Regions from separate parts of the Homo sapiens genome. Here region 2 is linked to region 1. Evidence: chromatin contacts called from ENCODE Hi-C data. All regions are on one chromosome and are shown on one strand. Each heading gives the region's core, a stretch centred on a gene start or an enhancer-like site at or near the end of the contact. The rest is flanking DNA. Distances are from core to core; before and after follow the strand shown.

Evidence for each region. Hi-C counts contacts between places; a loop is a spot of excess contacts on that map. Pooled maps may share reads with other maps.
Region 2: a loop to region 1 is called in a map of mammary epithelial cell, with 2.3 times the contacts of the local background. The contact joins the promoter of TMEM170A here to the enhancer-like site in region 1. A Hi-C loop is called at or near these places in 1 of 168 maps with a recorded cell type or tissue (mammary epithelial cell), 1 of 37 single-sample maps with no recorded cell type and 11 of 50 pooled maps.

What each region holds. Positions count from the first base shown.
Region 1 is chr16:75,302,761-75,307,254 of GRCh38, forward strand. It overlaps CFDP1 (craniofacial development protein 1), which reads right to left. Exons shown (of 7, transcript NM_006324.3): 6 at 2,264-2,422. Among named protein-coding and RNA genes, the nearest start is that of BCAR1, 53 kb to the left of the region's middle. RefSeq lists an enhancer at 2,392-3,591. Within about 2 kb of position 2,716, at least 34 of the 41 ENCODE cell types and tissues checked have a DNase peak (open chromatin) inside an H3K27ac peak, as active enhancers do; they include mammary epithelial cell, where a contact is called at or near this core.
Region 2 is chr16:75,463,339-75,467,489 of GRCh38, forward strand. TMEM170A (transmembrane protein 170A) reads right to left here and starts at 1,351. Exons shown (of 3, transcript NM_145254.3): 1 at 1,130-1,351. The coding sequence starts at 1,262. RefSeq lists a silencer at 698-1,327 and an enhancer at 1,021-1,521.

The DNA.
Region 1 (4,494 bases), core at 1,466-3,965:
CCACTCGTGAAGAGACAACACTGCACTTCATCCGGAGTCTTCCCCTGATCACTCTGGCCCCCTCTCCCTGTCCTGTAGCATTCCAGCTTAGGCTGATCTAGAAGTCTGCTAGTTAAACAAGCTCATGAAGCTGTTTAAAATGTTTTTTTTTAGGGCTGGGCGTGGTGGCTCACACCTGTAATCCCAGAACTTTGGGAGGCCGAGGCGGGTGGGCAGATCACCCGAGGTCAGGAGTTTGAGACCAGCCTGCCCAACATGGTGAAATCCCGTCTCTACTAAAAATACAAAAATTAGCTGGGCGTGTAGGCGCGCGCCTGTAATCCCAGCTACTTGGGAGGCTGAGGCAGGAGAATCGCTTGAACCCGGCAGGCAGAGGTTGCAGTGACCCAAGATCACGCCATTGCATTCCAGCCTGCCCAACATGGTGAAACCCCGTCTCTACTAAAAATACAAAAATTAGCTGGGCGTGTAGGCGCGCGCCTGTAATCCCAGCTACTTGGGAGGCTGAGGCAGGAGAATCGCTTGAACCCGGCAGGCAGAGGTTGCAGTGACCCAAGATCACGCCATTGCACTCCAGCCTGGGTGACAGGGTGAGACTCCATCTCTAAATAAATAAATAAATAAATAAATAAATAAATAAATGTATGTATGTATGTATGTATGTATGTTTAGGGAAAAAAAAACCATACTGGTCAGCTTCCAGGTTCATTTAGATAATCTTGAAGCCTAATTTAGAAATATGACCCCCCCCAATAAATCCTTTGTCTATCATTAATAAACTGAATGAGCTGGGTGCAGGGGTGTGCCCCTGTAGTCCTAGCTACATAGGAGGCCGAGGCAGGAGGATCGTTTGAGCCCAAAAGTTTGAGACCAGCCTGGGCAACATAGTGAGACCCTGTCTCTTAAAAAAAACTTGAATGACTTCGACTTAACGCAAGCCTTTATGTGACAGGTGTTCTGTAAAGTGCTTTATGTATATTACATATACGTAAGCAATACATATATTATCTCATGAGATCATCACAACCACATAGTGAGGATGGTATCGTTATCCCAGTTTTATTGGTAAAGGAGCTGAGCCTCAGAGGTGTCCAGTATGCTGGTGGAGAAGAGCTTACTGGTAAGAAGCAGAGCTGCCGAGCAGCCAGGGCTCTCTGGTGGGACACTCAACATTTCCTTTCATGGCTAGGGGTGAGGACTGTTGATTTTGAGCCATGAAGCCACTTCTGTGGTAACTTCCTTAGTGCCTTCTGAGGTCCGTAAGTACTTATGAACACCTTTTCTTTCTTTTCTTTTCCTTTCTCTCTCTCTCTCTCTTTCTTTCTTGATACACAGTCTTGCTCTGTCACCCAGGCTGGAGTGCAGTGGTTCAGTCTTGGCTCACTGCAACCTCCACCTAGTGGGTTCAAGTGATCCTCCTGCCCCAGCCTCCCAAGTAGCTGGGATTACAAGTGTGCACCACTATGCCTGGCTAATTCTTATATTTTTAGTAGGATGGGGTTTTGCCAGGTTGGCTAGGCTGGTCTCGAAATCCTGACCTCAAGTGATCTGCCCGCCTCGGCCTCCGAAAGTGCCAAGATTACAGGTGTGAACCACCATGCCTGGCCACCATTTCTTTCTTGATTTTTTGTTTAATCACCAGTAAGACAAATATGACAAGGAAAGGACCCTTTTTACAACTGAATACGTAGGTTATGAACATTCTCTTTGTATTCCACAGCGAAGAGAAAGAGGTGCAAGTGATGGCCTGGGGTGCTGTCTGAGGGCCTGGCCTATCACACAGGCTATAGCCAAGGGTAAAGCCCCACCCCAGGCCATAATGACACAGACAAAAAAAAATTCACAATAATGCAACATCTAGGCATTCCATTGGCTCAGTTTTTGACGGATCTGAACTAGTTTGGTTTCTCAGAAGGACAAATGATTCAGATAAGGCCAAGGCTGCTACCACAGGCCAGATCCAACCACTAGGCAACTTACAGTTCACTGGAGCTGTAATTCAGCAAATTCAGCTTGGCAGATGTGACTGGCCCCTGAGAGTACTCCTCACATGCCCCGCCTTCCCTCCACCCGCAGTGGCCTTCCCAGTGACAGGCCCTGCCCCACACTGGAACAGAGACTTACTGACAAACCAAAGTGCTCACATTTTTAGTTCCATCATGAAAAGCTCCTGCTTGCTTACAGTGGGCAGTTTGTCTCCAATAAATCATTTGATTTCAGGGTTCTGAGGATTTTCCAAGGCATAAAACCTACTCCTTCTTACCCCTCTTTCCCTCGATTATGGATGGCCAGTTCTTCACCAATCCCCTCTTCCTCCTTGAAGCTCTCCCAGTCCAGTTTGGACTTCTCAAGGGTGCTCATTTTCTGCTTCTTGGCACCAATTTTCCCCAAAAGGCTGCTCATGCCACTTGATCTTTTTAACCTAAGGAAAGAAAATATGAAAGATGTAGCAGGTAAAAACTCTGATCTCTATATTAACAGTTTTTCTGATGCAAATGGGAATCCCCTAGATTGGGGCCATTTATCTTAGTGGAAGCCATGTTCATATTTGGGGCATTTCCTTCCTGGTGTGGAGAGCACTGTAAGTAAACTGGAATTCTAATGTGCTTTTCCTGCTTAACACCACTGTCTGCTCTCCTGAGCTACGAACAGGAAATCCTGCCTTCTTCAGACCTCTGTGGGCTCTGTGTGGCAGGTCTCTGCTTGCAAGGAGGGGAGGAGCAGCGCTTCAGGCAGGGCTTTGGAGTCACATGCCAAGGTCCAACTTCCAGCTTAACTGTGTGACTCTAGGCCAGTTATTTACTGCATGTTCCTTGGTTTCCTAATCTACAAAGCAAATGCTTACTCACAGGCTGTGGTGTATCTTACACGTAAAGGGCTAAAACAGCACTTGGCACAGCGTCAAGGTGCAATAAGCATGAGCCACTCTGAGTCACTGTCATCGTTTAAGCTTAAAGCCCCAGGGGGTTCTTTTAAGAGAAAGAGAACCAGTTCCCAACACTGATGAGTGAAAAGTCACAGTACTGTAAGAGGGTTCTAAAATCAGTTTCCTTTTAACTCCTGTGAGTTGGGCCCTGTTTTTTCCAGGAGGTGGAGAACATTCCTCACTCCGAAAGCTCACACGGGGAATGTACAGCCTGTGCTCCACTTGCTGGTGATGCTATCATGGACAGTGGGAGAAACCCCAGATGCCCAAATTCAAGTCTTGGCAGGTCAAATGTTTCCAGTCATTGTTAAACATATGAAATAAAATAAGAAAAGCAAAATGCAGTTAAGATGGTATGAGGAAAGGTTTGGTCTCTTTATGAAATGAAACGAAATCATCTACCAGCATGTAGGAACTTGGAAGTTATTTTCCGCCTCACGGGGATATGCAAGAAAGTTAAACATTTAAAAACTATGAGCTAATGTCACATGGTCTACTGATAATAATACCTTTACTTGTCTAGAATGTTTGTTCTCCAAGTGCTTTTGTAGCCATGATCTCATCTAACTCTCACTAAGGCCTGTGACACAGGACCCAGTCTCAGAGTTGGAAGGGATCATCTTTGAAATAACCTAGTATCACCCTAACCCATTCTGAAACCCCACGTCCCTGCCGCAAAGCAGCGTGAACGACTACTCACCCCCTCTGCCTGGTGTGAGCCAACAGGCCAACGTCCACACTGAACACCAGACTGCTGGGACTGAACAATGACCCTGAACATTCTCATTCTATTAACTTTAGTAGAGAGGATGTCAACTTCCCTGTTTGGGTCACACCCCAGTACATGCTGAGCTTAAGATCAACTCAGAATGGGCTGGGCAAGCTTCATCATCCTTGTATTAAGTTGGACAAATAAACAAAGTTCAGAGAGGTTAAATGATAAAACAAGGGTCAAAACAATAGACAATGCAGATCCGGGACAAAGGAAGATCTCTCCCAACTCTCAGGGTGGTGCACTGTGCTATCTCGCCTCCAGATGAGAAGTGACTTGAGAGATTTTCTCATTAGTTACTTTACTTCCCAGTTTGCTTAAGAGAACTCCAAATAGCTCTTTATGAGCTTTCAATTCATATCTTCTAAGCACTGTTTTCCAGACAACTCAACCCCTACAATGTCATATGTGCGCGTGATCACACACACACACACACACACACACGCACACACACACACTTTCTTTTTCACCATTTTACCAGGAACGGAGCATGAGTGGGGATATGGAAACTTACTGTGTCTCAAATCTTTTTCCTTCTCATCTTCCTTACTGCTACTGCCCGAATTCTCATTCTTATATCACCTGGATAATTGAACAGCCTCTTTACTGGTCTCCCTGACCTGTTTTTCCCCATCCTCACTCAGTGGCCCTATCCTGGTATCTAGTGACATGCTGTAATTAGACTGAATTTTCCAAAACACAAAGCTTAGCATGTCTTTCTGCTTAAATGTCTCTTCACTGACCCCTTTTTATTTTTATTTATTTTTATTTTTTGAGACGGAGTTTCTCTCTTGTT
Region 2 (4,151 bases), core at 101-2,600, 160 kb after region 1:
ACGTGAGCTGCCAGATTCTCATTTCAGGAATGACCACAAGCGAACATCTGCATCTGACCCCAACCTGCCTGATGACCTTACCCGCTACTTCACAATCCCGTCCGGGAAAATCCCTGGGCACATAACACTGCAAGTCCCAGGTGTCCGCTGAACGGCGCCTGGCAGTCGCTGCCCAGGGGATGAGAAATCACAGGTGCCTTGTTTGGAACTAGAGTCTGGAATCTCGTCCTCCTTCCCTCTGCTCTGGTCCCTCATTGTTTATGAAGACCTCAGTCCCCTCTGCTGGGAGCCCCACCTCCCCTTCCAGGGCCACGGGCTCTAGTCTTCTTGCCTTTCAAGGACCACACAAATAACTGTGCCTCCCCTCAAAGCTTTTCTCCTCCTTCCCAAGTGAAGTCCTCTCTCCTCCCTCCAGCTTTCAGGGCACGGAGCGCTCTTCCTGGCATTAGAATTCTGAGCAACCCTCCTAGCAGGCCCAGCTCAAGCCGCAGCGGGGAGGAAGAGTTCAAAGGAAGCTGTGCCAAAGATCTCGAAGGCTTAGTGGGAGACCCAGCAACAGGTGGCACCAGGTCTGGGAAAGATTCCTAGAAAGCGGAGCGGGTCTCGGAGGGGGAGGATTTAGCCCCAGGCGCCCGCGATCAGCGAACGAGCGCCTGCGCGGAGGGGCCGGGCTGCAGCCCCGGGGCAAGGGGAGCGCGAGCTCTGACTCCTCAGCGCGGCCGGGCCGCTCCGAGACCCCTCGAAGGAGGCCGGGCGCCGTGGGGCAACCCAGGCAGGGCGGGGACCACAGCCTCCCGGGCTCGTGGGGTGCAGCTCTGAACCTGAGGCGCTCGGAAGCTCAAGGCCAAGACCCGCTCGGGTGGCGGCCGAGCGCCCTCCAGCCCCGGGCCCACCTGCGGCCGCTCTCTGCATCTCACGCCCAGCGGGACTCCGGGGCTCCGCCTCAGGGACCGCCGAAGAAGTGATGGGGAAAGGGGCTCCGGGCGAGCAGCACGGCCCCCCTCCCGGAGGACAGCGCCCACGCCGCCAGCAGGCTGCGCACCCGGGACCCCGCCCAGACTCGGGGCGCCCACAGCACGGCAGCGGCGACGGCGGGGCGCGCAGTGCGCAGGCGCGGGGCGGGCCGTACCTGGGAAGGAGCAGAGGGAAGTAGAGTTGGGGCACAGGGTCCCGTTGCCCACCCGCGGCACAACCTTCAGGCTCAGGATCTGCTGCAGGAGCCCGGCCGACCCGCCGCTGCCGCCGCTCCCCTCGCGCTCCATCCCGTCGCCATTCACCACAGAGAAATGAGGGACGAGCGCCCGAAGTGCGGTAGCGGCCGGCGCCGACTCACCCTCGCCGCCTCAGCGTCACCTCCAGCCGGGGTCCTCTTCCCCCAATCCCAACGGCGCTGCCAAGTGACCGTTGCCTCCTCCAATCACAAGGCGCCGCAGCGCTCGGGCGCAGGGCCAGGGTTGTTCCCGCCCCCAACGTTGCGCAGGGCTCGCAGAGACACAGCCCCACGGACGCGCCCCCTCCTGGACGGCGCGCTCTGGGACCGCGCGCTCTGCTCTGCCCTTCTCTGCAGCGCCCCCTGTGAGAAAGTAGGGAATTGCATGCGCCCCAACAGAGCCGCGCTATGGAGTTACCAGGGATCTGGAAAAATACAGTGATGGAACGGATATGTAAAGTTCTAGTTATGACTGGACTCCAGCATTTATGAAACCTTCATGAACAGAACAAGAACGTTCTCTATTTAAAGCTGATAGTAGAAAGAGCCCATGCAAAGTCTGGTGTGGGACCAGAATGGGAGGGAGGCTATGTAGCCTCTATAGAGCTCGACTTAGTTTTAAATAAAATAAAATGTACAGAGATTCGGTTCAGAGCAATAAAATTAGATCACACTTTTTTCTTTTTTTTGAGACGGAGTCTCCCTCTGTGACCCAGGCTGGAGTGCGGCCGCGCGATCTCTGCTCACTGCAAGCTCTGCCTCCCGGGTTCACACCATTCTCCTGCCTCAGCCTCCCGAGTAGCTGGGACTACAGGCGCCCGCCACCACGCCCGGCTAATTTTTTGTATTTTTAGTAGAGGCGGGATTTCATCGTGTTAGCCAGGATGGTCTCGATTTCCTGTCCTCGTGGATCACACATTTTTGTCTCACCTCCCTTCAGAAAGCCTGTTAAAATGAAGGCAGAGAAATCGTAAAAAGGAATAAGCTAATGTTCAGTTTGTTTGCACTGCTGTAACAAAGTACCTGAGAGTGGGCAATTTATTAAGAACAGAAATTTATTTTCTCACAGTTCTGGAAGCTGGGAGGTCCAAGATCAAGGTCGCAGCAGGTTCCATGTCTAAGGACGGCCCGTTCCTCACTGATAGCACCGCCCGGGCGTCCTCACACGGTAACAAAGGGAGCCCACTCTCCAAATCCCTTTTATAAGGGTCCTAATCCCATAACGGGGGCTCCACTCTTCTGACTTAATCGTCTCCTAAAGGCCCCTCCTCTCAGTACTATCGCATTCCCACGAAGTTTCAGGACATGAATTTGGGGGAACACGTTCAGACCATAGCAGCCATTAACAATAGTGTTCTGGAAGGGAAGTTACCAAGGATAAGTAATGTCCACAAGGTTCCAGGTGATGAAGAGGCTTGTGACGAATAATAATGTTTTTGTTTGGTTGGTTGGTTTGTTTTGAGACAGAGTCTCACTTTGTTGCCCAGGCTGGAGTGCAGTGGCGAAATCTCAGCTCACCGCAACCTCCGCCTCCCTGGTTCAAGCGATTCTCCTGCCTCAGCCTCCCCAGTAGCTGGGATTCCAGGCGCGTGCCACCAGGCCCAGCTAATTTTTGTATTTTGAGTAGAGATAGGGTTTTGCCATGTTATCCATGTTGGTCTCGTTCCTGACCTCAAGCGATCCACCTGCCTTGGCCTCCCAAAGTGCTGGGATTACAGGCGTGAGCCACTGCACCTGACTGGTAAATTTTTTTTTTTTTTTTTTTTTTTTTTTTTTTTTTTTGAGACGCAGTCTTTTTCTGTCGTCCAGGCTGGAGTGGAGTGGAGTGTAGTGGCGCAATCTCGGCTCACTGCAACCTTCGCCTCCCGGGTTCAAGCAATTCTCCTGCCTCAGCCTCCCAAGTAGCTGGGATTATAGCTCCGTGCCACCATGCCCAGGTAATTTTTGTATTTTTAGCAGAGATGGAATTTCACCATATTGGTCAGGTTTGTCTCAAACTCCTGACGTCAGGTGATCCATCTACCTTGGCCTCCCAAAGTGCTGGGATTACAGGCGTGAGCCACCGTGCCCAGCCTGAAAACTTCTTTAAAAATCATTGAATTGTACAGTTAAAATAAATGAATTTTATGCTACATAAATCATACCTTTTAAAATCTTTTTAAAAAGTGACCAATTCACCGATCTGCCAAGCAAGGTGGCTCATGCCTGTAAACCCAACACTTTTGGGAGGCCAAGGCTGCAGGATTGCTTGAGCCCAGGAGTTTGAGACCAGCCTGGGCAACATAGGTAAACCTTGTCTCTACTAAAAATTCAAAAATTAGTCGGGTGTAGTGGCACACACCTATAGTCCCAGCTAACTCCAGAGGCTGAGGTGGGAGGATCCCTTGAGCCCCAGAGGTCAAGGCTGCAGTGAGCTATCATTGCTCCATTGTACTCCAGCCTGGGCAACAGAAGAAGGCCCTGTCTCAAAAAACAAACACACAAATAAACAAACAAAAAACCCCACAAGAATTTAAAGATGGCTCAGGAATTTAGTAAATAATTAAAGCTGAAACTTTTTGTCATATAAGTTGAAATGGAAAAACCTGTGATTCACAGGTATTTTCTGGCGCAGCTAGACTTCTTGTTGGCATTTCAGATTCTGTAGGATTTTTTTGTGACAGTGGCTGACAGCCTTTTTCCATAATTGTGCTATATCCAATGCTGGCCCTGGAAATAAATGGTGTTGCTCCACCAAATTAATCATAATAAAGAAAGGAAAAGAAAAATAAATAGAACAAGAAGAAAAAGATAGAAATAAGAAATTCTACCAAGCACAGTGGCTCACGCCTGAAATCCCAACACTTTGGGAGGCCAAGGTGGGTGGATCACCAGGTCAGGAGTTGGAGGCCAACCTGGCCAACATGGTGAAGACTGTCTCTACTAAAAATACAAAAATTAG